Regions from separate parts of the Homo sapiens genome. Here region 1 is linked to region 2. A link is an interaction called in ENCODE POLR2A ChIA-PET data of the cell type or tissue named here. Cell type or tissue: Panc1. All regions are shown on one strand. Links, peaks and the distances in the headings refer to the core of each region. The heading gives the core; the rest is flanking DNA. Region 1 has its middle 71 kb from the start of CPSF6. Region 2 has its middle 96 kb from the start of TODL.

Region 1 (15,266 bases), core at 5,410-10,409, 65 kb after region 2:
GTCCTACAACTGCCAACTTTATATCTCCAGCCCAGACCTCTGCCCTAAACTCAGGGCTTGTATATCCAACGTCTTCTCTTTCTCTACTTGTATGTCTAATAAATAATTCAAACTTCAGTCTGCGCTTCCATCCCACACCACCTCTACCACCAAACCCACTCTATCTACAGTCTTCCCCATCTTAAATGATGGCAATCTCATCATTTCAGTTGCTTAGGCCCAAAATGTTGTGGTCACCTTTGACTCCCCTCTTCCTGTGGCGCTCCACACATAATCCATCAGGAAATACTACTGTAACCACTTTCAGAATATACCCAGAATCAGACCAATTTCATCACTAACCTTCTGGTCACTGTAGTTTCTCCCCTGAGTTATTGCTATTGCCTCTTAGCTGATTGTGTCAATCCTCTGCTCAGAATCTCTTAGTGACTGCCTACTTCTCTCAAATAAAGGCCAAAATACTTTCAGTAGCCTACAAGGCCCTCTGTGACCTTGCCCTTGGTTATCAGAGCGATCTTACCTTTTACTATCTTCTCCTTCATGCACCCCACTCCAGTTCTCTTATTGCTCCTGGAATATGACAAGCATGCCTGTGCCTCAGGGCCTTTGCACAGGCGTTCCCGCTATCGAAATGTTCTTCCCCAAATGTCTGTGTGGCTCAGCCCGTCATGCTTTTTGAGTCTGTTCACATATTATCCTCTCCATACAGCCTTCTCTGACAACCTAACTTAAAATTGCCATGCCACACCCCTCCTATCCCCAGCATTTTCAATCCCCCTTCCCTGCTTTACCTTGTCCTCACAGTCCTGATCACATTCAAACACACTAGATATCATAAATTATTTATTTACTGTATATTGTTTGTGTCCCGTATTTTGTTCACTGAACCCCAGCACCTAAACAAGGTCTAGTGCATAGTAGGGTTTAATCAGTAGTACTGAATGAATAAAAACAAGTTATATGCTTATGCTTAATGATTAAATTTCAATGCAATTATTTTTTCAGAGCCCATAATTTTAGTACTTTTATGGCATAGTGTAAACCTATGCACTGTGATTAGCTACTGTGCTTTTCATTAATGCATATCACTTCACTGAAAAATCACACAACCCTCTTCTGCAGATTTCAAAGTATCTGTCTTTTCTGAAAATGGTACAAGGGAAACTCCCATATCTGTACCTAAATATTGCCTGGAGTATAAATCATCATAACCAGCTTCACGTGACTCAAACACTGAAACAATGTGGCTGCACACAGGGTTGTGGGATCAGGTTACCATGGTAACCTCGACTCTCATCTTCTCTGAGCTTAATTGTTCAATTCTGAAATTGCATGCTCTTGAGGTTTAGCATGCTTCAACTCTGCCAGGCCTCAGCTGGCAGGAAATTAAGTTATGGTATTAGTGTTCATCATAATCATTTGTTAATGATCATTTATATTTAGGAATATGAGAAAATATAGAAAAAGTAGGGTATTTAGGAGGGCTTTTCAATCTACCAAACATGGCTTTAAGTATTGGTGCTGGTTTTGCATATTGTAAGAACACACTGTTTATATTCCTGGTCCCCAAAATGCACTTGCCACATACTTTCGGTCATATTTGTGTTTCAGGATGTAAGCTCACTGAACTGGCTTCCTTGGTCCTTTAGAAGACTAAACAAATAGGCTGGGCACCTATAAACAAATAGGCTCAAGCCTGTAATCCCAGCACTTTGGGAGGCTGAGGTGGGCAGATCACTAGAGATCAAAAATTCGAGACCAGCCTGGCCAACATGGTGAAACCCCGTCTCTACTAAGAAAATACAAAAATTAGTCAGGCTTGGTGACATGCACCTGTAGTCCCCGCTACTCAGGAGGCTGAAGCAGGAGAATTGCTTGAACCCAGCAGGTGGAGGTTGCAGTGAGCAGAGGTCGCACCACTGCACTCCAGGCTGGGTGACACAGCGAGACTCCACCTCAAAAAAAAAACAAAAAAGAAGACTAACCAAATAAAAAAGTTGTAGGAAAATGTACAATTGATGTAGTTTAAGTTGTGGGAAGTGAAAGGCCTAGTTATTAAAAAGAAAGTGAGCCAACAATAAATTCTCTAAATTTGTTTTACTTGAGAAAAGAAATATAATCTTAATTAAAAAAAATAAATCTGTAGTAGCTCAATTAATACAAATAAATGGAGACTTTCTTTACATAACCCTTTCCATTTTCAGAAACAATACTATAATCTTTATAACTAGGTTAATTTTTTTCACTAATAGAATACATTATCTCATTTTCTGGTTATATTTCTATACTCAAATCAAGGCTACAAGCTCCACACTTTGTCCTAGCCTTGATCTGAAACCTTAACAGATCCTGGGGGCCTGGATCAAGCCAACAACGGTGGGCAATAGAGGGGAGGGGAGCAGATTGGAAAACTGGTTATCTGGTGGAATCCATCTATAACTGAATACAAGGACGTCTTAGTCTGTTCCTACTGCTATCACAAAAAAATTTAGACTGGGTAATTTATAAACAACAAACATTTATTCCTGACAGTTCTGGAGAATGAGAAGTTAAAGATCAAGGCGGTGGCAGATTCAGTGTCTGGTAAGGGCCTGTCCTTTTTTTTTTTTTTTTGAGACAGAGTCTTGCTCTGTTACCCAGGCTGGAGTGCAGTGGCACGATCTCAGCTCACTGCAACCTCCTCCTCACAGGTTCAAGCAATTCTCCTGCCTCAGCCTCCTGAGTAGCTGGGATTACAGGTGTGTACCACCACACCTATCTAATTTTTGTATTTTTAATAGAGACAGGGTTTTCACCATGTTGGCCAGGGTGCTCTCAAACTCCTGACCTCAAATGATCCACCTGCCTTGGCCTCCCAAAGTGCTGGGATTACAGGCGTGAGCCACCGCGCCCAACTGGGCCTGTTCCTTATAGATGGCACTGTCTATGTATTGTCACATGGCAGAAGAGAAGGGCAAAAGGGGCCAACAAGCTCCCTCAGGTCGCTTTACAAAGACAGTAATCCTATTCACAAGGGCTTCACCCTTATGATATAGTCACCTCCCAAAGGTCCCACCTCTTAATAGCAACACAGCAGGGATGATTAGGTTGGTGCAAAAGTAATTGCGGTTCTGCCATTACTTTCAATGGCAAAAACCATGATTATTTTTGCACCAACCTAATAAATTTCAACGTACACATTTTGGAGGAACACAGACATTCAGACCACAACAGAGGGGTGAAGAGAAAAGTTTTTTGATCTTCAAATTTCCAGCATAAGTGAGCGGGTGGAATAGTGGCTTGACACTGTCAACCATTGCATTAGGATGTCTATTCTGAGAAGGCTTGTGCAAGAAGATGGAGATTCTATTTGTGGTTTGTGACCCAGTAGGGTGGAAAAGGTTAGTAGACAGATATGTGAAGCATTAAGATAAGAGGCTTGGACTAGAGCTATAGATGTGGGAGTGAACTAAGCCAGAAACAGCAGCCTTTCTGGTTTCAAGGATTGGTGAGAATGAGGACTGGGACTCAGGATAGGCTACTGTTTATCCTGCAAAAGATGTACACCAACAGAAAGTATGTGGAGGTGTGAATTGACATGGCTCCTTAGCCCCAAGTTCTGTGGTCGCAACAGTCCACAGGTGTGAGGAATCTGTAGGTCCTCACCTACAGAATGGTAGGCTCAGTCCACTCTCTTTTTTTATTTTGTTTTGTTTTTGAGATATGGTCTTGCTCTGTTGCCCAGGCTGAAATGCAGGTAGAAATCACAGCTCACTGTAGCCTCCCTGGCTCTCCTGAGTAGCCAAGACTATAAGCATGCACTACCATGCCTGACTAGTTTATTTTTTGAAGAGTTGGAGTCTTGCTATGTTGCCCAGGCTGGTCTCAAACTCCTGGCCTGAAGCAATCCTCCTCCCTCAGCCTCCCAAAGTGTTGGGATTACAGATATGAGCCACTGTGCCCAGCTCAGTCCACTATATTTTCTTCTGTTTTAGGCAGGGTTTGGGTTGCAGGTGGTAAAGAGAGGGGGAACGTTCAAATATCCAGCTTGTCTCTATATAAAGAAACTCTTGCCACACTGTAGTAACAGACTCCCAAATTTCATTTCTTGCTACACCGTTGGCTTATCTGACCTTTCAGTCTTCCCCCAAGGATTTATCAGGATACAATAGTGTGATCTGAAATGGCCCCTTATCAACTAAGTAGACCCTAAGATTAGGGAAACAAAAGTTACCTATAGGTTGAGGGATCAGGGCCAGGCTGGCATGGCAAATTTCTCAATTCCTACAGCTCCAAGAACAACCAAACTCTTGTTAAACTCTCTAATAATGGGAGCTATCAGGCCAATTATTAGACCCCTTCTAACTCTGATTTACAACCCAGACCACTGCAACTCTGATGGACAGAGGATTGGCCTTACAGAGATTCTTTCCTGATAAGCAACTGCGACCCTTAAGGCAGCTTCAGCCATCTTATAGAGGCTGCACCGTCTATTTTGTGTCCTATAGTTGAACTTTTGACAAAAGAGCCAAATTCCATCACATTTTAATGCTAAAATTCCACCCAAAAGTAATCATGGGATGTATGTTTTATATATATATATGTTTACCCATTGCTCATGCATTGCTCACAAATACGCATAGCTTTTCTCCCAAACCTGCTGGATATGTACGACTTCAGGCCCTGTAAGGTGTAAAACCCAACCTGCCCTTCCCCTCCTCAAAAAGAGAGCCCCCTTAGGTCCACACTGGAGACTTTCTCGTCCCAGTTGGCAAACTGATATGGCCAATACAGCTCTCCTTTCTACTATGTAGCCATCTGGGTTGTCTTTTGGGTGACAATAGTAATTGAGACTTTGGGCTTGAAGAAAATCTCTGTGGAAAGGTAGGTAAAGTGAGAAAGGAAACAGCCAGAGATGGGATCCTCTGGAACCCTAACATCTAGGAGCAGAAAGAGGGACTGCAGAGGGAACTTAGGTTTACAGAGAAATAGAAAGAAAAATGGGGGTGAGAGGAGGAAGTGGTGTTCCAGAAGTCAAGGGGTAAGAGTTTCAAGGAGGTAGAATGTTCAACTGTGTTCAATGCTGCAGAAAGCAATTAAATAGGGGGCAAGAAAGTCTATGAGTTTGGCAACTAGGAGGACACCATGACCTTGGCTAGACCAGTTTTATTCTTCCAAGCCTGAGAGCAATGCTTTACTGAGAAGAGCAGAGGTCAGGATGGGAGCTTGCTTGTGTTGAGTTGGCAAAAGAGGGGGTCACAGGATTCAAGAATTTTTCTCAGCCCAAAATATATAATTTGTTACATATATTATGTAATATATAATTTATATTGAAACTGTTGGTAGGTGTTAAATCACCAAGTAATTTATTGTCTACCCAGATGCACGGGGGTGAGAAGGGGAAGAGGATACACTGCAATTCTCAGTGCTTGCAGCAGGATAGTGAGTTTACAGGTATGTCCCCGCTTTTCTTCTTCTTTCTTACCCCCTCCTACTTCTTCAAATATTTAATCATATGCTTTTTTTAAAAAGAAAAAAAATTTAAACATAACAAAAATATATCTTGCAAGGTATTCATTGACAGTTACCCTATCGAATAAATTCATGAGAGCCCATTGTTTTGGACTAAGTTCCTGCACTAGGGCCCAGCAGACCAGACCAAACCAGCATGAAGTCAGTTGTGCTAAATGTGTCATAATCAAACTGAATTTTGAAATGGGCCAGTTTTCAAAAAGAAAAAATAATAAAATAAAATAAAACAGAGATTCACAGCAACCAATCAGAAGGGGCCCAGGTTACCAAAGGGCATGATAAGAAAGTTCCCTCTGTTTTGACTCTATAAGGAAGATAATCTTGAAATGACCAATCTGCTTCTTGTCCTTTGTTTCTGTTTTCTTCAGCTCTTGTCTGCCTAGAAAGCCAATGCCCTCTGCTAAGCTCAGCAGAACACTTACTCTATTTTATACAATGAGATGTTGCCCAATTCTAGAAGAGCAAATAAATGCTGATTAGATCTTTAAAGTAATTTTGTCTTTTGACACTTCAAATGAGTAAGGAATGACAAGAAAGTATTGTTTCCAATGTTATTTCAAATTTTCAGTTAGATATATTCCATTATAGTTGATCTGCATTTGAACATCAGAAGAAAGTATAGGCCGGGTGCAGTGGCTCACGCCTGTAATCCCAGCACTTTGGGAGGCTGAGGTGGGAGGATTGCTTGAGGCCAGGAGTTTGAGACCAGCTTGGCCAACATGGCGAAACCCTGTCTCTACCAAAAACACAAAAATTAGCCGGGCGTTGTGGCGCATGTCTGTAATCCCTACTACTTGGGAGGCTGAGGCAGGAGAATCTCTTGAACCTGGGAGGCATAGGTTACAGTGAGCTGAGATCATGCCACTGCACTCCAGCCTGGGAGACAGAGCAAGATTCTGTCTCAAAAAACGAAAAACAAAAAAAAAAAAAAAAAAGGAAAAAGAAGAAGGAGGAGGAGGAGGAGAAGAAAGTATAGGACACTGAAATCACCAACATGCGGATTTAAACCAGTAAACTCTTAATCCTAGCTGCATTTTAGACTCACCTAAAGAGCTTTGGAGAAAATATTGATAACCAGACCAATTCCATCAGAGTATCTGGGGCTGTAGCCCAAGCATGGGTATTTTTAATGTTCTCCAGGAGATTCTATGTGCACTCAGGGTTGAAAATAGCTGGATTAAGCTAGGTACATAACAGCATTGCGTCTGAAATTCATTGCATTGCATTTTCGTCTCCACTCCCCTATAGGGGTCAAGGCCCTATGTCCTCTCAAGGTTTGCTGAGAAATCGCTGACATGAGGTAGAATTGATTAGTAGGAGAAAAGGCATACAAATTTACTTCACGTGTATATAAGGTAGCCTTCAGAATGAGGACCCAACCCCCCCAGTGAGGTACAGAAGCTAATGTACCATCTTGAGGTTATAGAAAGAATGAAGGCTCAGAGCTCGGCCCAAAACAGGTTACGTTGGTAAATCAGGTTTTAGTGGCAGGATAGGTTACGAGAGGGAGAGGGGAAGAGGCTTGGCTAGCAAAGGGGTCCTCCTTATGTAGATGAAACCTCACAGGTAGCAGCCTGCAGAGAGAACAGATGATGTATGTTTCTTTTCAGACTTTTAAAGGTGTCAGTCTCTCAGCTGATCTCTCCTAGTTCTGGAAAAGGCCTAGAAAGGGAAGGCCTGGCTGCATCAATGGAGATTCTCTACAGATGCAAATTTTCCTCACAAAAGACAGCTTTGCAAGACACTTGGCTGGCCCTGTAGCAGCCACTTCAAAATATGTCAAAGAAATGTATTTTGGGGTAAAATTTTTTTATTTCCTTCACTCCCTTGCCAGGCCAGATCAAGCCACCCTGACACACTTTCAAAGCATCCTTTACTGTCCTGGCAGTCTCTAATTAATTCTGCATGTATTTGTGTGACTTTTCCATTAATATCTGCCTTCTCAACTGGTCAGATGGCATTATACCCAGCTCTAAGCACAGTGCCTGACACATAGCAAGTGCTCAATAAACATCTGTCAAATAAATAAACTGGTATCAAAATATTTACAGATGAGATGATGGCTATTGAGAGGCTTTTTTCCTCTTCAGATCAACTGAGGCAGGAGAATAGGGTCTGGAGGCAAGGAACATAAGGCCGATTCACGCTGACTTCCTAGAACTAAATCAAATGGAAATGCTTCGGCAATGACAGGAAGGTGAATGGCTTTGTAACTTCACTTCATCCTCTCCATTTACATAGGCTACACACACTGAGTAACATCTTCTCCATTTACATAGGGCGCATACTGAGTAAATGACTTTGTAACTGGACTTCATCCTCTTCATTTACATAGGGCATACACCAAGTAGCCAATGGGAGACCTCTAGAGGGTATTGAAACCCCAGAAAATTCTGTAACTGGGGCCCCTGAGCCACTTGCTTGGGCCCACTCCCATCCTGTGGCACGTGCTTTCATTTTCAATAAATCTCTGCTTTTGTTGCTTCATTCTTTCCTTGCTTTATTTGTGTGTTTTGTCCAATTCTTTGATCAGAACTCCAAGAATCTGGACACTGTCAACCAGTAACACAACCAGTTCTCTGATTCTCCAACACCAGCTTGAGTATGCCACAATTCAATTTGATTGTGGTGCCAGCTGTCTGGAGCTAGCTCAGACTTCGCAGGTTTAAGAGCTCAGTCACACAGACTGCACTCACTTCAGAGGCCAGTCACAAGGATCCAGTCTCCAGGTTATCCATACTCCTGTCTGAGTTGGCTACAAAGCTGGGGGTTCCTACAACCGCCTCCTTCAGGTTCCATAATTTGCTGGAATTGTAACCATAAGAAGTCTGTGCCTGATGCATACAGCAGGTCAATATGCTGAGACACCAGGTTGCAGCAGAGAAAGAGGTCTAATCATAGTGTAACCAAAACACAAGTTTAGTCTTTCGCTGCTTGTGAGGCAGGAGAATAGGGCCTGGAGCAAGGGAACTTAAGGGCTTTGTAGAACTAAATCATATAGAAACACTTCAGCTATGACAAGAAATATCCTCTTCATTTACAGACGGTATACACCAGGTAACCAATGGAAACCTCTAGAGGGTATTTAAACCCCAGAAAATTCTGTAACTGGGCTCTTGAGCCACTTGCTTAGGCGGCTCCCACCCTGTGGAGTGTGCTTTCATTTTCAATAAATCACTGCTTTTGTTGCTTCATTCTTTCCTTGCTTTGTTTGTGCATTTGTTCAATTCTTTTTTTTTTTTTTTTTTTTGAGACAGAGTCTCGCTCTGTCGCCCAGGCTGGAGTGCAGTGGCGCGATCCCAGCTCACTGCAACCTCTGCATCCTGGGTTCAAGCGATTTTCCTGCCTCAGCCTCCTGAGTAGCTGGGATTACAGGTGCCTGCCACCATGTCCGGCTAATTTTTGTATTTTTAGTAGAGACAGGGTTTCACCATGTTGGCCAGGCTGGGGTCTTGAACTCCTGATGTCAGGTGATCCACCCACCTTGGCCTCCCAAAGTGCTGGGATTACAGGCGTGAGCCACCGCGCCTGGCCTTGTTCAATTCTTTATTCAAAACGCCAAGAACCTGGACACCAGTAACACTTGCAGAGTCCAATTAATAAGATCAAGATTTGGTATAAAGTGAGTTTTTATTCCAGAGCTAGCTTAGGGAAAGAAGTACAGGCTTCCTGCTCTAAGGGCTCTGCTTTGCTTTTGGAGGAGAAAGTAGGCACTTTTAAAGGGGAGTGCCGGGAGTAGTGGCTCACGCCTGTAATCCCAATATTTTGGGAGGCCAAGGCAGGCAGATAGATCACTTGAGCCCAGGAGTTTGAGATCAGCCTGGACAACATGGCAAAACCCCTTCTCTACAAGAAGTTTAAAAATTAGCTGGGCATGGTGGCACGTGCCTGTAGTCTCGGCTACTCAGGAGGCTGAGGCAGGAGGATCATTTGAGCCTGGGAAGTTAAGGCTGCAGTGAGCTGTGATTGCGCCTGCACTCCAGTCTGGGTGACAGAATGAGACGTTCTGTCTCAAAGAATAATAATAATAAAATAAAAGGGAACTTGGCATGAATGGCACACAGGAAAGGGAAACGCAGGTTGGGGGGTCCACGTGACTGGCTTTAGTGCTTTATCCACAGGTGCCATTATGGGGAGAACAAGGTTGTATTTTTCGTTGTAAATTGATGGTTGTCTCTCAAGGCAATCTCCTGGTGAGAGACCGTTCTGCTCTGCAGCTTCTAAGCACACAGTTAGATAAGCTTGCCCTGCAGGGAGTGTCTGGTGAAGGGAAGGTAAAAGGTTATAATTGCATTTCTAAACAGCTAAGTAGGAAGTAGGGAATAGAAGAAAAAGGAGAAAACAGAAAATAAGAAATAAAAAAGAAAAACATAATAAAAACTCATTATCTTTCTCTTAGAAAAATGGGGGTACTCGGTTAAAATAGGGCCTCCAAACAAGGAGACGGGTGGAAACCTTGAGAGCTTGGGACTGTGGCTTTTAAGAGCTTTGGAGTGGGCTGAAGTATACAGATCATCGATTGGTTGAAGAGTTCAGGGCAAAGTCATGGGACAGAAACATGAAGAAGCAGTGTTCTCATGCTGGTTCTGTTCCTCTATGGGGGTCTTCAAACTGGTTGGCATCTGCTGTTTTGCGGGAATCCAGGATCTGAAAAACATCTTAAGCAATGCTTTTTTTTTTTTTTTTTTTTACTTTTTTTTTTTTTTTTTTTTTGAGATGGAGTCTCGCTCTGTGGCCCAGACTGGAGTACAATGGTGTGATCTTGGCTCACTGCAACCTCTGCCTCCTGGGTTCATTCAAGTGATTCTCCTGCCTCAGCCTCCCAAATACCTGGGATTATAGGCGCCCGTCACCATGCCCGACTAATTTTTGTATTTTTAGTAGAGACGGGGTTTCACCGTGTTGGCCAGGCTGGTCTCGAACTCCTGACCTCAGGTGATCCACCCGTCTCAGCTTCCCAAAGTGCTGGGATTACAGGCGTGAGCCACTGTGCCTGGCCTTAAGCAATTCCTAAACAAAAGCCTTGTGATTCTTATGTCAGAGAGCTTATCTACCTTAAACAAAATCCTTATGATTCTAACGTCAGAAATCCTGTCTATAGGAACAATGGGGATGCAGACGGTCAGTATATACTGCTATGTGATTTGGGGATTACCAGGAAGTAGATCAAAGTGCAACCTGATTAATACTTTATTATAACTGTGTTTCTGTCCAGAATTTTTGTTAGCTCATGACTTCAGAATGACTCCAAACTTAGGAAAGCACTCTACTGACTTTCACTTGTTTATAATAAAGGGTACAACTCAGGAACAGCCAAATGCAAGAAAGGCAAGTGCAAGATATGGGGCGGGTGGGGTATGTGAAGCTTCCATGCCCTCTCCCCAGAAGCACTCTCCCTGGAGGCTAGGGGTTATTATGGAGGTTTCATTTCTGTGGGCATGATTGATGAAATCATTGGTCATTGGTGATTAACTCAATCTCCAGCCCTTCTCTCTCCAGAGGTTTTTGGAGTGCAGGGTCCTGAAGCCACTTAAGATGAGCCCTCAGCTACCAGCCATTTTGTTCAGCATACAAAAACACTGATCACTCCAGATATTCCATTTTAGGAGCTTCATACATATTATACCTTTCAGGGAACAGTTTTGTTCCATCTTCCCTCCCACGGCAGGCCAGACTGGCCCGGGAGGAGAAATGGAGCCTTGGGCAGGACCGAGGCTGGAGAAAGCCAGGGCCAATGGGATACACACCCAGGAGAGGGCTCGCTGGGAAGCCAGGAAGAGTCTAAAAGCTGCAAATCCTAGAAATAAGAGTGAGAACAATAGGAGTGTGAGGTTTGCAAAGGAGGCGCAGGAAGCAAGTTCAGAGGGAGGTGTGAAGAGCTCCCACCCCCAGGGCTGAGAGCCTTTCACGAATGCCCAAGGCCAAGTTCTGAACAGGGGGATGTTAAGGGCACCTGTACTGTTCAGATGAGTTCCAAAAGGGCCCTTCCAATGCTGAGATTCTATGACACTTATTTACATAGTAACAGGTTTAAAAAAAAAAGAAAAGAAAGACTATGAAAAAGTACAAGGTTTCATTTTCATAAATAAAACAACCGTAATCACTGAATTGATGTTATGTTGGAAAGTTCTCTGCTTCTAGAATATGCACAACTAAGGGGAAAGATGGCTTGAGATAAATGATAAATATGATGCCTTATTTAAAGAACATCTTAAGTTTGTAACAGCTTCCAAAAATATAGTATGAAGAAATGTGTGTTATATAATCCTCATTTCTTAAATGACTCAGATACATGATTGATTTAGTATTTAACAGTGGTTCAACATTTCAAAGGTTGATTCTAAACACATTCACGTATTGCTGCAGATATTTCCTATCTAGATTCAAAGTCAGAACTCACTGAAGAATGCCAAGGACACATGAAGAACATCCCACAGCCTGTAAATTAAGGGACAGCTTGTCTTTACTTTCACACAGCCATTTACTTCTTTCATTTAAGACATTTGTCTGAGTTGGGTCATTTGGTACAAAACCTTGTAGATAATAGAAGAAATTAGCAAAAATATTAGAAATAAAGCTTTTAGAATTGTTTGAAAAGGGACAACAAATATAGAAAGTCATTTTTAAGTAAACAACTAGAAATAAGAATTCTAGGTAAATTTTTAAAAGGTAATAAACATCATTTTCTGAGACCTTCATTGTGCATAGTATATTTTTAATGTTGTGGAACTGAAGCCAAGATAGAATTTTACAATTTCTAACTGGCTCAAGAGAAATTGCTTCCATAAGGAAAGGTTTTCTCATTAGGTGTGAATTCTGTTTTTCAAAACGATTTAAAATTAAAGATGTGTATTAACAAAGCCAAACAGAAAAGATAGCAGGAGCAATTCTTTTAATCATTGGAAACACAGCAGTGCAAAGAGTGGACAGGCAATGTTAAGTTTACAATCCCTTAAAGTACCTTTAGTAGTATTCATTGCACACAGGAACGCACTCCTCCTAATATGACAGGCTTTCTCTCTCACCAAAACCTTTCATACTGGAGCAAATAACAAAATGGAGTGTGTCTTCCTTCTGCTAGAGTCCCCAGTCTGGTGTGAATATGGCTGACATTGTTTTCTGCTGGGAATGCAGGATGTCGTTCGACACGCAGTTGCACATCCCATCTCTGGCACTTCTGTCTGAGCCTGTTTCTTTGCTGCTGTCCAGGCCTTTCCCAAGATAGGAGCAACCATATCCCAGCTTGCTGCCTGCCCTGTCACTTTGCTGTTAGTGTCTCTGCCGTGCGACCAAGCTCCCATGTGGCTTCCCGAGCAGCTCCATTAGTATTCTCACTGTGACTGAGCCCACCGTAACGGGCAAAAGAAAATCACCAACTGCAAAGCCTGGAATACAGCTGTTCTGCACACATCTCTAGGTAACAGTCATCACAATTCAGTCCCCAAGCTGGACGTGATGGATGATAAATGAGTAACACAGATGCTGCTGTTACTTAGAGGCAGACCTGCAGAAGCAGGACAGAAGTCTTGGGCAAATACACAGCAGTAATTACTTATCTGCTACTTGATTGCTCTTACACAAAAGAAAAGCAGCTCTTCCTTGTGAAAGGAGACACCCAAACTTAGAGCTAGTTTGAGTCTTGGGTCTTCCCCTATCCCCCAGTTGGGTGATTCCTGGCAAGTTATAGTATCTTCATCTGTACTGAAGTCCAGGCTTGCTGGGAGAGTTCAGGGAGCCACTCCTGGAACTGAGGCAGGAGTTGCTTACACCTTTCTGGCCGCCTCTTGATGGGCAATGTCAAACAGCTTTAAATTCTTCCTCCCTGGTTCCAATAACTGGCAGATCGCCTAGTCCATAAGCCACAGGGTCCTGAACTCCACAGTTCTTTCCTAGCACCAGTTCTCATTACTGGACTTGGTGTCTATAGTATTCGTGAGTTAATTCGGGATATATTTAGGGTTCCCATTACACTCCAGGTACTGAGCAACACAGATACAGTCTCTGCACTCGTGGAAGTTACAAGTCAAAATAGAGAAACAGGCAATCCAATAATGATTTTTTTTTTTTTTTTTTTTTGAGACGAAGTCTCTTTCTGTTGCCCAGGCTGGAGTGCAGTGGGGTGATCTCGGCTTACTTCAAGCTCCGCCTCCCGGGTTCACACCATTCTCCTGCCTCAGCCTCCCGAGTAGCTGGGATTACAGGCGCCCGCCACTACAGCCAGCTAATTTTTTTGTAGTTTTTAGTACAGACGAGGTTTCACCATGTTAGCCAGGATGGTCTCTATCTCCTGACCTCGTGATCTGCCCGCCTCGGCCTCCCAAAATGCCGGGATTACAGGCGTGAGCCACCGCGCCAGCCCCAATAATGATATTAATAAATGAGTGACAAGCTGGGAAAAGTGTTATGAAAAAGAAGCACAGGGTGCTATTGGAATGAATGCCTGGGAGACCAGGGTTTCAAGGAAGGCTTTTCCAAGGAAATGACCCTTAGGCACAGAGTTGAAGAATGAGAAGGCATTAACTAGATGAAGGGAGGCTGGGAGAAAGGTGGCCAAAAGTATAGCATGAAGAAGTCAGAGAAAGCGGAGTAGCTGGCTTGGCCTGGAGACCATGTTTGGGATTTGAGTTCTGTCCTAAGAGTGATGGAAAATCACTGAAGGATTACAAGCAGGGTGATAGCAAAAATATATTTTTTTATTTTTATTTTTGAGATGGAGTCTCGCTCTGTCGCCAGGCGGGAGTGCAGTGGCGTGATCTCGGCTCACTGCAACCTCTGCCTCCTGGTTTCAAGTGATTCTCCTGCCTCAGCCTCCTGAGTAGCTGGGACTACAGGCACATGCTACCACTTCCAGCTAATTTTTGCATTTTTAGTAGAGACAGGGTTTCACCACATTGGCCAGAATGGTCTCAATCTCTTGACCTTCTGATCCACCTGCTTTGGCCTCCCAGAGTGCTGGGATTATAAGCATGAGCCACTGGGCCCAGCCCATAGATTTGCATTTTTAAAAACCCACAGTGGGGCCGGGTGTGGTAGCTCCTGGCTGTAATCCCTACACTTTGGGAGGCCTAGGCGGGTGGATCACTTAAAGTTGGAGGTTGAGACCAGCCTGGCCAACACGGTGAAACCCCTTTCTACTAAAAATGCAAAAATTAGCCAGGCATGGTGGTGTAACCCTGAAATCCCAGCTACTCGGGAGGCTGAGGCAGGAGAATTGCTTGAACCCAGGAGGCAGAGGTTGCAGTGAGCCGAGATCACACCACTGCATTCCAGCTTGGGCAACAGAGTGAGACCCTGTCTCAAAAAAAAAAAAAAAAAAAAAAAAAAAGGAAAAAGAAAACCCACAGGATATTGTGGGAATAATATATTGGACAGGTGAAAGAGTAGAAGGAGGCTATTGCCATGATCCGGGTAAGAGCTGATAAAAGCCTGGATGGGGGTGGTGACAATACACAACACAGTGCTGAATGCTGGGGCTACAGGGCAAAACAGGATGGACTCAGGCCCTTAATGGAGTTTATGGGGAAGACATTAAACTGGTATTCACAGCTAGGATGAGTACAGTGAGGGGTACAGAGCTCTGCAAGTGCTCTGAGCAAAAGTTCTAGAATATCCTTCTGGTACTCTATTGCCTCCTGGTCCTGGAGCCTGGCCTTGGAACAGCCCTTCCAAGAGTAAGCCCATGAATCCCAAGTAGTGGCTCACTGATAATCATCTGGATGGTGACTTCCATCCAGGTTTCTGAGTATCACTCTTTT
Region 2 (15,266 bases), core at 5,324-10,323:
AGAATGGAGCAAAACAGGGGTCAGAGATGAATGAAGGTTAGAGTAGAGAACAGTGTTTTTGAGGCAGGAAACGGGAGGTTGTTTGCGAAAATCTTCTAAAGCTCATCCAACAGCTGGCATTTTGCAAGCTCCTGAAATTGTGAGTGAGGCAAGCCAGGACCATGGAAAGGAGTTTGGAATGGACCAAAGGTGGAGCCCTTTAAGTAGCAGGATTGAGGGGACTGGAACTATAGTGAGAAGTGGGGCTGGAAATTAGCAGCAGAGAGGCGATCACTGTGTTATAAGAACGAGCGAGCTTTTTGAGCAGAAAATAACAGATAGCAGATGGGTGGACCAAGGACTAATCTTGGAGCCTCTAGAGGGATACCGTCTAGACCACAACTGATTCCACAGCTGCGGTGGCAATGTGCCAACAAAGAAAGGGGAGAAATTCCGCTTGGTGAACAGGCCAAGGGGATCTCTAACTTTCCAGTTATGCCCAGGCTTTGCATGATATCTTGACCTTAGAATTAGATGAGACACCAATTCAGGTAATTCCACATCCACTCTTCTTAAGGTCTGACAATGCCTCCGGCAACATAGTACCTTTTCTGTGTTTCTTTTTTCTTTTTTCTTTTTTTCTGGTTCAGTATTTGACTGCTTCTTGGGGGGTGGCTACTATGTCTTAGCTGCAACCTTCAGCCCTAGCCAAGATAGATGTGACTTTCTGCAGCTGACTTCAGGATCCCTGTTACTCTCTAGCCTCAATCTGGGTTTTTGCGCAAGCGTGGGATGGGAGATGCATGAGATGTTTTCAAGAGAATGTTTGTGAGAGGATATTCCAGCCTCCTAGGTGCACATTTTTGGGGGGGCCTGTCCCAGTATCAATTGACAGAGAAAAAAAATGTTTTTTTTATCAGTGACCCTCTAAGTAGGCAACTCTATTGTTTTTTAAGTTACTCTTAGGTTTCCAATAAAACTGGAGTAGGATCCAAATTTTTATCTCCAATGCCAAAATCCTCCCTAACTCCAGATTTTCCTCTCAGGCTGCTTACAGAATATCTTTGCCTACATGTTCCACAAACACACCAGACTTTACTTGCTGAAAAGTGAGATCAGCATCTTTCTATCACATCTGCTTCTCCTACATGTGTCTTATCTTGCTTAACAGAAACACCATCCAATTAGTCCCTGAAGCTAGAAACTTTGATTCTGCCACTCTGTGGCAGATGCTGGCCACAAATTTATTTCCCATTCCTCCTGTGCACAGGGGGAGTGGGAAATGAGTAGTATAGTATAACAATAGAGAGAGAAGAATGAGGATGACTCATTAGAGACAAGCATAGAAAAAAAGAGCTGGTAAAAGAGTTTTTAAGTTGAGAAGAGAGCAAGGGGAAGATTGGGGTGTCTGTTCTGTAGGCTTGTTTGCCAAAACTCTATTATGGGGACAGGATGGGGAAGGGGCCATTATGCTTCAACTCTCAAGAAAAACTTTGCAATTTATTTGTCTCCCTGGGCAGGATCTGGTATGTGTACAGACACAACTTAAATCCAGTCTCACACTGACATAATAGGAATGTTAAAAGGATCTTATAGAGAGGAACTGGCTCGTTTCTTGGTGTACTAGTCAGGGTTCTCCAGAGAATTAGAACCAATAGGATATAGATAGAGGGAGAGAGATTAAGAGATTGAAAGAAAGATTAAGAGAGATTTATTTTAAGGAATTGGCTCATACAATTGTGTGGCTGGCAAATCCAAAATCTTCAGGGCAGGCAGCAGGCTGGAAACTCAGGCAGGGTTTCTATGCTGCAGTCTTGAGGCACGATTTCTTTTTGTTCAGGAAACCTGTCTTTGCTTTTAAGGCTTTCAACAAATTGGACTAAGTCCATCCACATTATAGAGGGTAATTTGCTTAATTTAAAGCCTACTGATTCTAAATGTTAATCACATCTAAAAAATATATTCACAGCAGCATCTAGACTAGTGTTTGACCTAACAACTAGGCACCATAGCCTTGCTAAGTTGACACATGAAATTCATCACCACACTGGGTAAGTGCATTCTCAGTAACAATCCCTTTGGAAGCTGTGACTTCCCTTCCTCAGTCAAGGAGAACTTTATACTGCTCTTTCCACCATGCACAAAGGGAAAAACGAGTCCTGCTGTCAACCTCCAGCCAGCAAAGAGGCACAGAAGAAGAGAGTGGAAGACCTCAAGGAAGACTGCCTGTGGGGGCCAGACCTGGAAGTGACATATATCACTTCCTCCTGTTCTGTCAGCCATACCTAACAGCGGTGGAGCCCGGGAAGCATTGTTTAGCTGTGCACAGGAGGAATGGGAAATAAGTTTGTGACCAGCATCTGCCACAGAGAGGTAGAATTAAAGTTTCTAGCTTCAGGGACTAATTGGACAGTGTTTCTGTTAAGCAAGATAAGACACATGTAGGAGAAGCAGATGTGATAGAAAGATGCTGATCTCACTTTTCAGCAAGTAGAGTCTGGTGTGTCTGTGGAACATGCAGGCAAAGATGTCCTGTAAGCAGCCTGAGAGGAAAATCTGGAGTTCAGAGAGGATTTTGGCATTGGAGATAAAAATCTGGAGGCCTGTGGGTAGTGTAACAATAGAGAAGAGAAGAATGAGGATGACTCATTAGAGACAAGCATAGGAAAAGGAGCTGGTAAAAGAGTTTTTAAGCTGAGAAGACAGCAAGAAGAACAGGATCTTAAAAGTTAACAGAGAGGCCAGGTGCGGTGGCTCACTTCTGTAATTCCAGCACTTTGGGAAGTCGAGGTGGGCGGATCACTTGAGGTCAGGAGTTCGAGACCAGCCTGGCCAACATGGTAAAACCCCGTCTCTACTAAAAATACAAAAATTAGCTGGCTGTGGTGGTGGGCACCTGTAATCCAAGATCCCAGCTACTTGGGAGGCTGAGGCAGGGGAATAGTTTGAACCGAGGAGGCGGAGTTTGCAGTGAGCTGAGATCGTGCCATTGCACTCTAGCCTGGACACGAGAGCGAAACTGCATCTCAAACAAAAAAGTTAATGGAGGAGAAACTTTCAAAAAAGGGAGTGGCCAATGGTGTCAGATATTATAGAAAAAATGAAGAAAATTCAGAAAATGCTATTTGTCGTTAGTGATTATTTTCTGTCTTCCACATTCAAAAATCCTCTCTCAGATTGTTCTCCTTTTGGAAAAGATCAGGGTGACCAATTTACATGATGATATTAATAATATCTGGGATCAAGAGAGCAGTTGAGCACAAGCATTTGTCTATGCTCCTCATCTAAGACACCGTTCAAATGGCAGCAAAAGAATTTTTTTTCCAAATCATGATGAAAGAATTTTTAAATTTTAATTATTTATTTTTTAAGAGACAGAGTCTTGCTCAGTTGCCCAGGCTGAAGTGCAGTGGTGCAATCATGGTTTACTGCTGCCTCAACAACCTGGGCTCAAGCAATCCTGCTGCCTCAGCTTCCCAAGCAGTTGGGACTACAGGTGTGCATCACCATACCTGGTTGTTTTTTTTTATTTTTATGTTTCAGAGACAGGGTCTCCCTATGCTGCCCAGACTGGTCTCCAACTCCTGGCCTCAAGTGATCTTCTTGCCTTGGCTTCCCAAAGTGCTAGTATTACAGGCAAGAGCCACCACGCCCTGCCAGAATTTTTTTTTTTCTCTCTACAACAACAGAGAATAGGAGAGTTTTTAAATACTTCTGGAAAACAGAGTGAAGAAAAGAGAGTTCACAAAGCAGACGAAACCAAAATGAATAGCAGCCAGCCTGAATCCACAGGAGGCGCCCATCTGAGTGAAGCCAGGAAGCAGAAGTGTGGGAGTGAGGAGAGGGCCTGAGATGGGAGGTGTGAGTAAAAGACACACAGTGGAAAAGGAAAGTGCGAGTATAGAACGTGAGGCAGAGAAGAAGGGGGCGGGGGAGAGACATAAGAAGATGGAGAAGAGGAGCAGGAGGAGGGGAAGGAACAGAAGAACTAACTCATTTCTACTTAAAGCTCTAAATTGTCTCCTTTGAGAGGCATGAGAGGCTCTGACCACAGATCTGAAAGGAGAGAAGGGCCATCTCAACATTGCTGGGCTCTGCAGTGAGCACTGCTTGCCTGGGCATTACAATGCAAATTCCGTTGGCATTCCGTTGTTTTTCAGCTACTAAAACCAATCTATGGATCAATCATGGAAGATTAATTATGGTGTCACAATAAAATGTATTATCAGTCTTGGCAAGAAAAAATTAATAGAGCTCTACCATGGAAGACAGGACATGCGAAATTTCCTTATCGCTGACTTTCAAGTGACAGGTAATTCGAGAGTCACAATTGTAGATGAAACAAGGAGTGGAGGTTGAGTTGGCTGGAGGTACAGGTGAGCCCAGTGGAGGAACTGACTGTGGTGAAAGCGGGCACACAGGGGCAGTGAAATGAAGTTAAACCCTCATCCATCCTCACAGAAAGTTAAAAGGCAATATTTCAAATAGATAAATCAATAAATATTATGTATAGACATAAAAGTCAGAAGCATTTGAACCAGTCGTTAAAAGCAGCTCCCTCAGAGCTGTGGGACCAAGAGGAAGGAGTATTAAGAAGGAGAAACGCTGCTTTTATGTTTTCTGTTATTTGACTTTTTTTAACCATGTGTAAAATTGGTTGTGTTTTAATACATAAAAATGTAGAGGTCGGACGCAATGGCTCACGCCTGTAATCCCAGCACTTTGGGAGGCCGAGGCGGGTGGATCATGAGGTCAAGAGTTTGAGACCAGCCTGGCCAACATGGTGAAACCCCATCTCTACTAAAAATACAAAAATTAGCCTGGTGCAGTGGCGTGCGCCTGTAGTCCCAGCTACTCGGGAGGCTGAGGCAGGATAATTGCTTGAAACCAGGAGGCGGAGGTTGCAGTGAGCCGAGATTGCACCACTGCACTCCAGCCTGGGCAACAGAGCGAGATTCTGTCCCAAAAAAAAAAAAATGTAGACACTGATATGGGAAGAAGTCCAAGTAATGTTAAGTTTTAAAAATCACGTTGCAGGCAGGGTGCAGTGTCTCATGCCTGTAATCCCAGCACTTTGGGAGGCCAAGGTGGGTGAATCATCTGAGGTCAGGAGTTTGAGACCAGCCTGATCAATAAGGTGAAACCCCATCGCTACTAAAAATACAAAAATTAGCTGGGCATAGTGGTGCGCACCTGTAATCACAGCTTTTGGGAGGCTGAGGCAGGAGAATCGCTTGAACCAGGGAGGCAGACGCTGCAGTGAGCCAAGATGGCACCATTGCACTCCAGCCTGGGCAACAAAATGGGACTCTATCTCAAAAAAAAAAAAAAACACATTGTGGAAAGATAGATACATCATGATATCATTTATACAAAAAGGAATACAAAACAAAATAGTTCCTTACGTACTGTGGGTACATACCAAGGGGTCTTCAAAAATTCATGGAAAATGCACTCATGAAAAAAACTATGCATGCATTTTAATTTTTTGGGGATCAAAATAAACTCATACTAACTTGTTATAATATGTCTAAACAGGATCTAGCCGATGCTCTAAGAAGGATAAGACATCAGTTTGAAAAGAGCCCTTACCTTTACCAGAATGAATTCTGCTAAAATTGAAGCAAAAACAGACATCAAATTTATGGTAAAGCGTGGATGGAAGAATGGTGAAATCATTAATGCTTTACAAAAAGTTTATGGAGACAATGCCCCCAAGGGAGTCATCTGTTCATAAAGGGATAATTTGTTTTAAGAAGGGAGGAGACAGTATTGAAAATGAATCCCATCATTTCAGTGGCAGACCATCCACATTAATTTGCAAGGAAAAAATTCATTTTGTTTGTGCCTTAACTGAAGAAGATAAACAATTAACAGCACAAACAATGGCCAACACCATAGACATCCCGACTTGTTCAGTTTACACAATTCTGACTGAAAATTTAAAGTTAAGCAAACTTTCCCTTCAATGAGTACCAAAACCATTGCACCCAGATCAGCTACAGATGAGAGCAGAGCTTTCAATGGAAACTGGAAACAAGTGGGATCAAGGTCCTGAAGCATTTCTTCGAAGAACTGTAACGTGAGATGAAACATGGCTCTACTGGTATGATCCTGAAGGCAAAGCCAATCAGAACAACAGCTACCAGTGGAAGCGGTCCAGTTAAAACAAAAGCAAAGGTCAAGAGCAACGGTCATGGCAACAGGTTTGGAGGATGCCCAAGGCATTTTGTTTGTTGACTTTCTGGAGGGCCAAAGAACAATAACATCTGCTTGCTATGATCATGTTTTGAGAAGGTTAGCCAAAGCTTTAGCAGAAAAATGCCCAGGAAAGCTTCAACAGAGAGTCCTTCTCCACCATCACAATGTTCCTGCTCATTTCTTTCGTCAAACAAGGGCAATTTTGTGAGCTCCCAAGGGATATTATCAGGCATCCACCTTACAGTCTGATTTGGCTCCTTCTGGTTTCTTTTTGTTTCCTAATCTTAAAACATCCTTAAAGGGCCCCTATTTTTCTTGAGTTAATAATGTGAAAAAGACTGCATAGACATGGTTAAGTTCCCAGGATTCTCAGTTCTTTAGGGAGGGACTAAATGGCTGGTATCATTGCTTACGAAAGTGTCTTGAACTTGATAGAGCTTATGTTAAGAAATAAAGTTTATATATTTTTTATTTTTATCTTTTAATTCAATTCTTCCACAAACTTATTGAAGTGCCCTCATATGTTTGTATGCAGATGCACAGAAAATACCTGGGAAGATTTACACTAAACTGACAGCAATGTTTTTGGCTGGTGAGAGGATAGGGTTGGGGGTGGAGAACAGGTGGTCCCTGGCAGGGTCTCCCGGTCAACACTGCATAACTCACAGGGCAAGGTAATCTCTGTGAACCTGTGTGACATTGTGGTCCTGCTCAAGGGATGCTTTAGCTTTATTTGTAATGTTTAGATTTTTTTTGTTGTTTTTTTTGTTTGTTTGTTTTACAAGCAAAGCATCTTACTTTTGCGATAAAAATAAACTGAATAAGGCTGGGTGCTGTGGCTCATGCCTGTAATCCCAGCACTTTATGAGGCCAAGGTGGGTGGATCACCTGAGGTCAGGAGTTCCAGACCAGCCTGGCCAACATGGTGAAACCCCATCTCTACTAAAAATACAAAAAATTAGCCGGACATGGTGGCACATGCCTGTAATCCCAGCTACTTGGGAGGCTGAGGCAGGAGAATCGCTTGAACCTGGGAGGTGGAGGTTGCAGTGAGCCAAGATTGCACCATTGCACTCCAGCCTGGGCAACAAGAGCAAAACTCTGTCTCAAAAACAAAAATAAACATACTGAATAACTACCAGTTAGTGGCTGGTAGTTATTCAATGTATTATCTCTTCCATGAGCATTGTGGTTTTATTATGGGTCAATTCTTAACTGCAAAGAATGAATATCTAATAAAGCTGTTCAGAGATCAAGGGAAGTGAAAGAGGAAGTCATGTGGATCAGGAAGGAGTCTCGGGGTTCTTGAAGTTGCCCATGTGAGCAATTGTTAGTGCTGACCATGCGTGTGCCCACAGAGTCAATAAGGTTTCCTAACGTGCCATGCTTTCCATAAATTAAACTAGATGATTGTTCTGATGCTGAAGCACTAGACAAGCTCCACAAGAAGATCCCTGTGACTCTCTGATTTCTTTCTCATTCAAACAAAAACAAAAGCCAGGCCTGGTGGAACATGCCTATAGTCCCAGCTACTTGGGAGAATGAGGTGGGAGGACTGCTTGAGCCCAGGAGTTTGAGGCTGCAGTAAGCTATGATCACACCAGCGCACTCCAGCTGGGTAAGAGAGCAAAACCCTATCTCAAAAAAAAAAAAAAAAAAAAGAAATTAAAATAAATAGTAATAATGGTAAATTTACCATGCCCTGGTTCTCCCCCATTTAAACACCCTATTACTGTATCTGGTTCTCTGTGTCTGTGGGCCATCTTCCTAAGAAGTTCCCTGGGCAGCCTCTCTTGAAGTTAGAAAGAAGCTATTACTTGCTAACGGTGAAGAGGTGGAAAGAATGAGTGGGGTGGGGTGGGGGAGATGGGAGATGGGGAATAACTGCCGGAAGATGAAAGAGAAAAATGCAGCGAGCGACTATATTCTGGCTTAGCCCCCTCCATAAAAGCCACAGTAAAACGTATGTCTCCATTTTCAGTTTTTACCATGAAGAATCATGTATGGTTTAGAATCAATAAAAGTAACACAAATATCTGAAGAGGACATATGTCTCTTGAATTTAGAAAACATTAAAGAAACAAAGCCATAGATTTGGGTCCTAAGTCACAGTGGTCACTTCAAGATGTAATTCTTCTTTTCTTTTTTTTTGAGACAGCGTCTCACTCTGTTGCTCAAGCTGGAGTGCAGTGGCACAATCACAGCTCACTGCAACCTCACCTCACAGGTTCAAGTGATTCTCGTGCCTCACCTTCCCAACTAGCTGGGAATATAGGCATGCTCCACCATACCTGGCTAATTTTTTTATTTTTGTAGAGATGGGGTCTCATTATGTTGCCCAGGCTGGTCTTAAACTCCTCAGCTCAAGTGATCCTCCTGCTTTGGCCTCCTAAAGTGCTAGAATTACAGGCATGAGACACCACAAGATGTAGTTCTTGTAAGACTTGGTTCTCATCATTAGCCACAGATTAGTCCAGGTTTGCCACAGTTCAGATTCAAAAGAAATGTACCCTGGCCACTCTATGAAACATATTTTATGCATTTTGCTGCATTAGAAATTAAGACAGTCCCCCACAGTAAGGCTTTAAAAAATGAAGCCTTAGGCATATACAAACAAAATGGAGTTTTGACGGGGTATTATTTAACACAGATAGTCTTCATTTTACAAAGAGATAGACAGGATTACAGAATATTAAAGCTAGAAGATATTTTGAACCATCAAGTCTTTTTACAGCTAAGGAAACTGAAGCTCAAGCTGAAGAAGCTGGATTTATTCAAAATTGCCTATGTAGTTCCAGGGACACTTAAAGAATCCTCGCTGATCTATTTATTCAGACAACAAATGTGCCTGGAGCATTTACAGTGTATTAGACAGTGTGCTAAACTCTCAGTAAATGCTAGCTTAGGTGCCCATGCAGGCATTACTGGTTGATCACCACACTCTTTTCTGCCTCAGAGCACTATCTACAAGGTGTTGCAAGTAGCCAATTGAAGTGAATCTTATTTGTGGTTCCTAGATTTAGGTATTTCTTTTAATTAGCTCTCCTCTAATTTATTTAAAATACAATAAAAATTGTGGACTAGGCTCAGGAACACCTTAAATGTTCCAAGGACAGTGCCTCCACCATGACCCACAGCACAGACCTGCTAGTGCTGACATGTGCCGGGTTCATTGTCCGACTCCCAGGAGTGAGCAGGATGGCACTTTTTTGTTTAACTGCCTTGGAATCTGTGGTGTTTTTTCTCACATTTACTTCTCTAAGACCCCACAGCTCAGTGGGCCAGAGTGAAAGCTTCCTGAGGCCCAAAGTCAAAACTCTAAGATCTGTATCCCTGAACGCTTATAACAGGAGCTCAGCTCTGTCCTCTAAACATGGTTGTCTAGGGCAGTAAAAAGCTCCCTGCTCAGCTTACAGAATCAGGAATCAGGTGAGCAAAGAATCACTGTGGGCAACCAAGCATTAAAGCAGCTTACAGTTCAGACACAGAGAAGTGGTTGAGGAGGAGGTAGGAAGGGAGTATCCAGAATTAATGACCCCTTTTATAGCGAACTTGATACCTACCAAATGTGGCACTATCCCAATAGTCTACTTGTTACCTTGGCTATGGGAATATCCCTGAGGCCTCTTTCAAACATTCAATCATTCAACAAATATTTTCTGAGCACTTATGATATGTCAGGCATTCTGCTAGGCCCTGGAGAAAAAGAGATAAGAAAGCCCATAGCCTCAGGAAACCTGCAGTCTGGAAAATGTATGGAGTTGTGTAAATAAATGGATGCAAAAGAAAATTATGGACTACTATAGAAGTAATTCTGAAATTAGAGAGCTCTTGATGAAAGCAACCATATTGTAGACCAAGAGAGGCCAAATAATTTGTGGAGCACAGTACAGACTGAAAATGCCAGGGCCCTTGTTAAAAAGTTATTAAGAAGGCACTCAGGAGGCTGAGGCAGGATGATCGCTTGAGCCCAGGAGTTTGAGGCTGTACTATGCTATGACTGCATCTGTGAATAGCCACTGCATTCCAGCCTGGGTAACTTAGCAAGACCCTGACTCAAAAAAAAAAAAAAGTTATTAAGCGTATCAAGATAGCAACAATAGAGCATTAAACCAAGCAAACATGGGCCCCTTCTAAGAATAGTGTGCTGTGTGTCTACACAGGTTGTACACTCATGAAGCTGGCCCTATTGGAGCCTCTGGTCTCCAGAAGGATAAGGATCATCCCTGAGAATGCCCAGCTTAATATTTAAGAAAGGAAAAGTAGTCAGCTAATTCAGTATATTCCCTTTGCTTTTACTGCGCCAAGGGTAACTATAATATCATGAGACAGCCTCAGGGTGACACCACATGCAGACACCGCTGTGATTCTGTGTGCCTCAGTCCTACCTTCCACCGCCCCTGAACTCGGCAGGGTACTCAAAACCACATCTCCCTCTGCAGCAACTCAGGATTCACAGACAAGTGGTTCCAATATGTCTGGCTTTGGAAACTGTTAGCTGGCCAACATCAGTGTTCAGCAATATTTGAGGGTAGCCAGACACCAGGTTCAGATGTAGGTGCGCCCACTTGAAGGGGAAGAAACTAGGTATTTGAAAGGCACTAAATTATCCTTCTCACACCTGATACACACTGCACAAATAACACCAGCTGGTTCCTGAAAATGCACACCTTGGTCCGCTGGGAAACCAAGAGCAGCAAATGTTCCTAAATATGCTAACAACTCTAATAAAAGTAAAGAGTGCTTAATTAAAGAAGTAATTAGCTTGGTACATAGGAAGGGACAGATGAACATATACGCAGTGAATATACACATCAATAACTTTTAGCTTATGAGCTTGCCGTTTGAAAGAGAATACTTATTTGATAGTTCTTAGCTGGGGACTCAGTGCTCCCCACCCTCCAACTCCACTCCAGGGAGGGAAGTGTTTGATGTGAGTGAAAGCCAAGGACATAATTGGGCCATGGTATGAGGGGTGGAACATTTGATATAACTAACAAAGAGGTTTAAAGCCCTGCCTTGCCAATAACTAGTTTTTTTTTTTTTTTAATTTTAATTTCTATCTCTTTCTGTTGTTGCCTGTCTTGGGTGCTTTTTCTTATCTGTGCAATGAGTATGGTAAGAGAGACCTGGGGTGACCAGCTGCTTGGGAGGGATGCCCATCCTGGGAAGGCCAAAGGGTGAGTGGCTAAGGTCAGCTCTGCTCTGTTTCCTTTAGAGAAATGTTATCTTTCCACTATTTTTTTCTTTGAGCCTGCCCTTCCTGCTTCTTCTTGCCATGAAACTGATAATAAGCCAGGATTCAGGGGCTCAGCCTTACAGAAAGAAACCAAGTGGCTTCTTTTGTTCTAGTTCTTGTACCAAAGTGTATTAGTCCACTTTTGCATTGCTATAGAGAAACTCCTAAGACTGGGTAACTTATAAGGAAAAGAAGTTTATTTTGGCTCAGGATGCTGCAGGCTGTACAAGAAGCATGGGGCCTGCATCTGCTCCTGGTGAGGCCTCAGGAAGCTTACAATCACAGTGGAAGATGACGGGGAGCCAGCACGTCACATGGCAAGAGAGGGGCAGAGAGGTGCCACACCCTTTTAAACAACCAGATCTCGTGGGAACTCAGCGCGAGAGCTCACTCATCGCCAAGGTGATGGTACTAAGCCATTCATGAGAGATCTACCCCCGTGAGACAAACACCCCCCACCAAATCCCACCTTCAACATTGGGGATTACAATTCAACATGAGATATGGAGGGGACAAACATACAAACCACATCACAGAGGTACAAAAGGAGGGTCTTGACCTCACGTGGTTGAGCCCACCTAACAGAGTTTGAGACCCTATAGTCATAAACCTGGCAGTGGTATGGAAGGTTCTTTTCTGCCCAGCTCTCTCATGATTCCATGGCAGGGGTTCATCTCTCTGTCTTGTAATAAGGCAAGCATGACTTAGGAGTATCATGCACTTACATGGAGCTAAATCCAAGATTTCCAATACTTTGTGACTCATCTTAATTCAGTTAAATCCAGGGAGCACTTATGAGCCTAATATGGGCAATTCACTCTCTAATCAGAAGCATATTTTTATTATAGCAGTGAAGAAACAAATTTATTTAGACTTGTTTATGACAATTATTAATTCATTAGCATTATATTTGGAATGCTGTTCTGCATAAAATTAATCTCAGTCCTTTTTTAAATTTTTTTTATCTTAAACTCAGTCGTAAGGTCTCAGTCCTTTAAAAAGTAAAAATGTTATTACAGAATTTGACTTAGGCCAGCAGTGCAGGCACCATACATCAAAGCTAGCCAGCAGAATTGAAGAGAGAGCCAAAAGGCATTTGATTGCAACTGCTGAGCAAACTTAGCTCAATTTCGGTCCTTCTTAGCCCCCTCTCAAGGCCCAGCCTCCCTTTTTCCTGTGATTCTCAGTACTGGCACCCAGCATGCAACCCCCTGGAGGTCACAGATCCTGTTACACATTCTTATTCCTGCTCAACTCCGTCTTCTCCCAACCTAGCTTCTATTTACACTGTACCCTTTGAAATTCTTGTTCTAGTGCCAAATATTTAAAAACAGTTCTCTATGCTCTTAACCTTTTCACTCACTATGTCCTCCACTTTCTGGCTTTAACTGAAACTTGGATTTCCCTGGAGAATTCTGTGTCCCTGCCACCCTCTCAAGTGGAGCCAGCTCATTCTTGTGCACATGGTCTCACTGATGGCCAGAGGTATTATCTTCTGGCTCTAGGCTTCTACCTGCAGAGCACCACTCTTTCACATTCTTTCAAAACCCCTTTCTTAAACAAAATTTATATCAATCAGCTTTCCGTCTATATTAGTTTCCTATTGCTGCTGTAAATAGGCTTAAACTAAGTGGCTTAAAACATCACAGATTTGGCCGGGCTGGGTGGCTCACACCTGTGATGCCAGCACTTTGTGAGGCCCAGGTGGGCGGATCACCTAAGGTCAGGCATTTGAGGCCAGCCTGGTCAACATGGTGAAACCCTGTCTCTACTAAAAATACAAAAATTAGCTAGGCGTGGTGGCGGGCACCTGTAATCCCAGCTACTCAGGAGGCTGAGGCAGGAGAATCGCTTGAACCTGGGAGGCAGAGTTTGCAGTGAGCCGAGATCGTGCCACTGCACTCCAGCCTGGGCAACAGAGTGAGATTCTATCTCAAAAAAATAATAATCATCATCATAGATTTATTATCTTATAGTTCTGGAGGTCTATAAAAAAGTGGGTATCACTGGGCTAAAATCAAGGTGTCAGCAGGATTGTGTTCCTTCTGGAAGCTCTAGGGGAGAATCTGTTTGCCTGCCTATTTCAGCATCTAGAGGCCACTTGCATTTCTTAGTTAATGACTGCTTCCTCCACCTCTGAAGGCAGCCATCGCTTCACTCAGTCCTCTGTTTCAGCTGTCATCACATCTCCTCTAGCTCTTTTGCCTCCCTTTTCTGTCATTTAAGAATACTCATGATTACATTGATCCCACTCCGAGAATCCAGGATCATCTCCCCGTCTCAAAATCCTTAATTTAATTACTCCTGCCAAACCCTTTTTAGATATAGGTTCTAGGGATTCAGATATGGACACTTTATTCCTCTTTCAATTCCTACTGCTTCCACCCCTGGAAAGCCCAGCCCCGTTCATCTTCTACTTGGAGATCTGTCTTCAACCCTTCCATTATCTTCAGTGATGTCTAGCTTTGATCTCTCTCTCTCTCTCTCTTTTTTTTTTTTTTTTTTTTTTTTTTGAGACAGGGTCTCTCTCTGTCACCCAGGCTGGAGCGCAGTGGTGGCGAGATCTCAGCTCACTGCAAACTCCATTTCCCAGGTTCAAGCAATTCTACTGCCTCAGCCTCCCAAGTATCTGGGACCATCGCACCTGGCTAATTTTTGTATTTTTAGCAGAAACGGGGTTTCACTGTGTTGGCCAGGCTGGTCTTGAACACCTGACCTCAAGTGATCCATTCGCCTTAGCCTCCCAAAGTGCTAGGATTACAGGTGTGGGCCACCATGCCTGGCCTGGCCTTGATCTCTTGATTCGTTGATCTCTTTTGTGTTTTTCTTAATCTCTAACCCGTCTAGGTCGCTATTTTTTGGTGGCAACCCCAGGCCTTGTTCTCACTCATGCTTCCTCCAGCTCTTTGAGACATCCCGCTCAGGCTACGCTCTCCTCTTTCCCTGGTGTTTTTCTCACTAAAGGTGCTCTTTGACCCCATTAAGACCTGTAGTTCCTCAAATCCCTGTCTACAAACAAGCTCCTCTCTGGTTCATCACTTCAGTGACATTTTTTTATCCACAGTGCCACTTCCTTCACCTCCCTTAGCCTCCTTTCTCTCCTTCCTCTACTGACCCAGTCCCTGGAAGAATTGTTTGGGCTTCAGAGTTGTGTGAGGGAGAATCTTGTCATGGCACTTCCTGGGACCCCTACAAGCTTGATTCATCAAACCTGTTCAACAGTGCTTTCTCTGTCTCTGGTGAGTTCCCTCTTGCAGCACCGTATTGGGAATTCCAAACACTGCATATAACCTCCACATCCCTCACTCATAGCACATAATGTTTTCTCAGACTCCAAAGAGAAAGACCACATGAGTCAGAAGTCTTCTGCCATTTCTAAATCTACCTAAAATACATCTCTTGTTGCTGCCTTCCTGTTAGCTTAGAGGTAGAGGGGTCTTTCCTTCTTTGTAAGGCCAACCCCTGCTCCTGCGTGCTGAATCTCCTCTCCATCAATTCCTCCTCTTTCAAATGTCAGAAGTCTTTATCCATTTCTCTCATTCAGAAACACAATGAAGTTTTCCTAGTCTCAACATAATCCTTCCCTTTGCCTTCACCTATCACACAAGCTACTGACCCTATCCCTCTCTTTGTAGATGGGACAGGGATAAACTGCAGGACACGACCAAAGCAGAAATAGCTTACTCCTAAAGAATAAAATGAGAAAAAATAAAACTTTTCATGTGTTAGGGGTGGACTCAGCCACCTATAGAGTAAAGCAAAACTAGGAATAAACGCAGATTTGGAGCCCTAAGTCTTATACAATAAGGTGGTGGTAGGGTCACTCTTTTTTTTTAATTTTTTTTAT

The links. Peaks named below come from ENCODE experiments on the same cell type or tissue, not always from the same donor. Only the 100,000 strongest peaks of a DNase experiment are listed, where the experiment ranks them.
Region 1: POLR2A ChIA-PET joins it to region 2 with 13 read pairs; 3 of 35 experiments call an interaction of 5 or more read pairs at or near these places.

The regions. Positions count from the first base shown.
Region 1 is chr12:69,160,776-69,176,041 of GRCh38, forward strand. No RefSeq gene overlaps it. Among named protein-coding and RNA genes, the nearest start is that of CPSF6, 71 kb to the right of the region's middle. In Panc1, for the core only: no CTCF peak of the experiment used is centred there; no DNase peak of the experiment used is centred there.
Region 2 is chr12:69,095,579-69,110,844 of GRCh38, forward strand. No RefSeq gene overlaps it. Among named protein-coding and RNA genes, the nearest start is that of TODL, 96 kb to the left of the region's middle. In Panc1, for the core only: no CTCF peak of the experiment used is centred there; no DNase peak of the experiment used is centred there; H3K27ac peaks cover 2,654 bases.